2 separate regions of the Homo sapiens genome follow, and region 2 is linked to region 1. A link is an interaction called in ENCODE POLR2A ChIA-PET data of the cell type or tissue named here. Cell type or tissue: HepG2. All regions are shown on one strand.

The links. ChIA-PET counts read pairs that join two places held together with the same protein. Peaks named below come from ENCODE experiments on the same cell type or tissue, not always from the same donor. Only the 100,000 strongest peaks of a DNase experiment are listed, where the experiment ranks them.
Region 2: POLR2A ChIA-PET joins it to region 1 with 6 read pairs; 1 of 35 experiments calls an interaction of 5 or more read pairs at or near these places.

Annotation. Positions count from the first base shown.
Region 1 is chr19:44,795,579-44,798,078 of GRCh38, reverse strand. All of the region lies in intron 9 of CBLC (Cbl proto-oncogene C), which reads right to left. Among named protein-coding and RNA genes, the nearest start is that of BCAM, 12 kb to the left of the region's middle. In HepG2, no CTCF peak of the experiment used is centred here; a DNase peak (open chromatin) is centred at 1,218; H3K4me3 peaks cover 291 bases.
Region 2 is chr19:45,097,206-45,099,705 of GRCh38, reverse strand. The region is part of intron 1 of PPP1R37 (protein phosphatase 1 regulatory subunit 37); the gene reads right to left. Among named protein-coding and RNA genes, the nearest start is that of PPP1R37, 5.3 kb to the right of the region's middle. RefSeq lists enhancers at 980-1,569, 1,570-2,158. In HepG2, no CTCF peak of the experiment used is centred here; DNase peaks (open chromatin) are centred at 35, 835, 1,245 and 1,885; H3K4me3 peaks cover 648 bases.

The sequences.
Region 1 (2,500 bases):
GTCCCCTAAAGGGAGGTTTCTCAGATGGAGAACAGCAGCGTGCAGACAGCAACCCCAGGGGCCACAGCACCATACACAGATCACAACCACGGTGACACTGACCACTGACACAGTCCCATCACATCCAGTGTCCACAGCAGCCCCAGCCTCACTGCTCAAAAAATTTAAAAATGATTCGGGTGTGGAGACAGGCACCTGTAGTCCCAGCTACTCTGGGGGCTAAGGAGGGAGGATCACTTGAGCCCAGAAGATTGAGGCTATAGTGAGCTGTGATTGTACCACTGCACTCCAGCCTGGCTGACAGAGACCCTATTTTTTTTTTTTGAGATGGAGTCTTGCTCTGTCGCCCAGGCTGGAGTGCAATGGCGCTATCTTGGCTCACTGCAACCTCTGCCTCCTGGGTTCAAGCGATTCTCCTGCCTCAGCCTCCTGAGTAGCTGGGATTACAGGTGCACGCCACCACACTCCGCTAGACAGAGACCCCATCTTAAAAAAAAAAAAAAAGCAATGCCAGGCACATAGCAAAAGTTATGACAGGCGGGGCCCACTCCTGTAGTCCCAGCACTTAAGAAGGCCGAGGCAGGCAGATGACCGGAGGTAAGGAGTTCAAGACCAGCCTGGCCAACATGATGAAACCCTGTCTCTACTAAAAATACAAAAATTAGCCAGGCATGGTGGTGAGCACCTGTGACCCCATCTACTCGGGAGGCTGAGGCAGGAGAATCGCTTGAACCTGGCAGGCGGAGGTTGCAATGGGCTGAGATCGTGCCACTGCACTCCAGCCTGGGTGACAAAGTGAGACTCCATCTCAAACAACAACAACAACAACAAAAGTTATGACAGTGCCTTGCTGAGAAGTAACAAACCCAAGGCTGTCTCTTCTGTGGTATGTTTTGAAGAATGAAAGACTAGGTGGGAGTGGACTGGAATTTTAATCAGGCAGGGTTTGGGGAGAGGAGGAAAGGGTGGGGGAGGCGGAGGGTATGGCCTAGGCAAAGGTGTCACCATCAGGCCCGAGGTCCCTGTCAGCCTGCTGTCCTGGCTGTGTCCCCCATCACTGTCCTCTGGGAGCCGGCTGAGTGCCTCCTAATGTTTCCATTTGCTTTTGGCGGCAGGTTGGATCTGTTTTTAGCTTCCCTGGCTGGTTTCACCGCCACCCTCCCCCCCACCGCCCCGCTTCCTGCTGGCTCTCTTGTTTGCTGTGGTCGAATAATGTTCCCGGACTTCCTGAGCTGTTTGTTTGAAGACAGCTCAGTATTGATCGAAGCCTGTGTGTACTCAGCCGGAGATACTAAGAGATCTGCTTCTCCCCAGCAATCCAGGGTCCCAAAAATCCTGGGGTGGCAGCGTAGGGAGAAAAGAAAGCCAGGACAGGGCTTATTAAAAAATAAGTAGGCCGGGCGCGGTGGCTCACCCCTGTAATCCCAGCACTTTGGGAGGCCGAGGCAGGCGGATCACCTGAGGTTGGGAGTTCGAGACCAGCCTGACCAACATGGAGAAACCCCATCTCTACTAAAAAATACAAAATTTGCCAGGCGTGGTGGCACCTGCCTGTAATCCCAGCTACTCAGGAGGCTGAGGCAGGAGAATTAGCTTGAACCCCAGAGGCGGAGGTTGCAGTGAGCTGAGATCATAATATTTCACTCCAGCCTGGGCAACAAGAGTGAAACTCCATCTCAAAAGAAAAACAAACAAACAAAGAAACAACAAAAAAATAAGTAGATGGTTTGGGGGCCTTAAAGACTCCAACGCTGACTTCTCCTCTTTCAGGCTGTGTGGTTTTGGGCAGGTACTGTCACCTCTCTGAACTTTTTTCCTCTGGAAAATGGGGAGAGGAACATTCATTTGTTTGTTTGTTTTTTGAGACAGGGTCTCACCCTCTGTCATCCAGGCTGGAGTGCAGTGGCGCGATCTTGGCTCACTGCAACCTCCACCTCCCGGGTTCAAGCGATTCTCCTGCCACAGTCTTCCAAGTAGCTGGGATTACAGGTGTGCGCCACCACGCCCAGCTAATTTTTGCATTTTTAGTAGAGACAGGGTTTCACCATGTTGGTTAGGCTGGTCTCGAACTCCTGAACTCAGTGATCCACCTGCCTCACCTTCCCAAAATGTTGGGATTACAGGCATAAGCCACCGCGCCCAGCCGGGAGAGGAACACTTTTGACTTCATAGGGCTGTTGGGAAGACTCACTTCAGTGTATTCATTTGGCATCTATTTATTGAGCACCTATGACGTGTATGTGTGCTAGGCACTGTTCTGCACTCTGGAGATATGACGGAGAAGACAACAAAGGCCTGACCTGCAGGAAGGTTGCAACCTGACAGTGATAAAAGCCGACAAAACCAACCCTAAGCTCTGCCGGGTGGCGAAAGATCTTTGAACATACAGCAGAGCAGGGCCCCGAGGGACAGCGGTGCTATTTTCATCTTTTCTTTTTTTTTTTAGAGAACGGGGTTCCGCTATATTGCCCAGAAAGGTCTCAAAATCCTGGGCTCAAGC
Region 2 (2,500 bases), 300 kb before region 1:
GTGACTCATACACAGTCTTTGCCCTTGAAGGGGGAAATAGATGCGAGCACAGATAATCACAGGCACAAAGAATCAGGCGGCCCAACTGCATGTACAGGCACGGAGAGCGGCGAGTCACAGTGTGCAAAGGGCCTGGGAGGGCAGAGGACAGGCACCAGCACAATACCACCACTAACCTGATCATGCTCCAACAGGGCAGGGGGCTGGGGTGGTGGAGCCCCCGCTCCAGAGGAGACTCAGGCTCAGGGAGGAGCTGCAACTTGTCCAAAGTCATCAGCCAGAGTAGGCAGAAGCTGGAACTAACATGGCCAGTGTGGAATCTTGGTACCCCTGCTGCCTCTTCTACTAGTGGGCTGAGACAGGCTGATTTAGTTTTAGCTCAGAGAGATTGGACAAATTGTCCACGGTCACACAGCTTGGCAGAGACAGAGTCAGGCCTGGAGGTCAGGGACTGCTGGGGCACCCAGCCTGGAGGAGTGGGCCTCTGAGGGAAAGCAGGGACGCTGACGTGGGACACTATAGGGGAAAGAGGAGTACAAATACACAACACGGGCAGGAAACAGAAACAAAATGTTAGGGCTATAGGTGGGGGCAGAGGAGTGGTGATGACAGGAATAACAAGGGAGGCATTTGCTGGGCATTTACTATGGATCAGGCACTGTGTTATCTCACTTAATCCTCCCAATCACCCTATGAGGACATACTGCTGCATTTTAGACACAGAAAAATCGAGGCAGAGAGAACAATCGCCAAAGTCACGTGGCTGCTCAGTGGCAGGGTCTACTTGCCAACTCCAGCAGCAGGAGGTGGAGCTGGGCCCAGACGGAAATCTGAGCAGATGCATCAAAGCACCCGCCTCGACCCTGTTCCCTACTCCCCAGCAGCTCCACCACGAATGCTGAAGCAAGCCGATTCTCTAACCTGGGGCCTCTTTCCACCACTGACAGATGCATGTCTACCTGTCCAGCCTGCTTTTAGGACTGAATCTGCAGCACGGGTTTCAATAGCCAACAGTATGGCATTTCCATGCCCTAAGATCCGCATTTAAGAACACCCTGCCCCCACCCCTCCCGCTGCCTTCCAAAGCTCAGGTGGCCAGAGATGGTAGCATGCTTGGGCCCCCTCACCCTGCCCTGCAGACACCTTGACTTCATGCAAGTAGCTTCCTAGTGGGCAAACCCCCAACGCACACACACTGGAGGACTGATGGTCAGGGAGCAGGGAGTGAGTCACCGGCAGGACTGGAGGAGGGGAGATGAGTCTCCCGGACTGTGGCTGGTGTCATGTGCTCTCATCACAAGTCCCTCTCACATGCCTATCTTTCCAACCCCACAGAGTTCAGCTGGGACTGAGGAGACCAGCCGAGCCTCAGGTCATTCCTGCAGTTTGGCCTGATGGGTTCCTTGTGTAAGTCTGGCCTTGGCCTTCAGAAGAGCTGAAGGGTCTGCCACAACATGATGGGGTGCAGTGCAGCCGGCTAGCTCGCTCCCCACGGGCACCCACGTGCCCAGCCTGGCAGTGCTGAAGCGGCCTCTTTCACTCACGATTCCCAGCCTGCCTCCTCCCCGAGCTTCCCTGCCCATCTACACACACCTGGCTGTGGCTTGCTGAGGAGACCTGCCCCCAGCAGGTTCACCCTATCCTCTGACATCCTGGTGGTCTGCAGGGCAGGGATCACTGGCCCTGTTTCACAGGTGAGGAAACACAATGCTCTGCAAGAACCCATGCTTGCCAGAGGCCACAGAGCACACTGCTGCCCCACTGGCATCCCCACGCCAGGCTGCTCAGGCCCCTGACATTCAGCTACATGTCACTCTGCTAGGTGGCTCTCAGACACCACCAGGCCTCACGGGCCCACAGGCGCTCATTCAACAACTGAGTGTCCTTGAGGAAAGCGGAGAAGAGGATGGACTTCGGCCTCTGCTCTCCCATTCCAGCGCGGGAGAGAGACCACCACCAAGAAAACAAGCACACAACAGAAGAACATCAGATGGCCATTCACGTAATGAGGAAACAGCAGCCCCAGCAGGCGGAACCCCACTGTGGGAGATGGGAATCCGGATAAGCCTGGGCAGGCTCGAGACCCTCCCTCACAATCCCCCTCCTCCAGATCACCTCATCTCCAGGAATCCCCAAACCCTGGGCCCCTGCAGGGCCTGAGGGAGCGCTCACCCTCAGGTAGACACCCCCCACAGCTCCCACCCAGCTGGGCCACCACTGTAGCCCCAGGGGTGAGGCTCTGCTGAAGGAGACCCCTGCACTGGGGTGCCCCCAGTGCTGCTTCCTCCTCACCCAGGGGCGCTCCTCCATCCCCTGGCCTAGGCAGCGCTCCATCTCTAGCACGGCACAACAGCTTCCGGATAACTGAGTCTCCCCCCTTCAGACCTGTCAGCTCTTCTGTTACCCCTTGGCCTTGGGGTCACGCCACCCTTCCACTAGATCCACAGCTCAAATGACACCCCCTGTCCCTCCCCACAGCTTATGAGATTGATGCCAACAA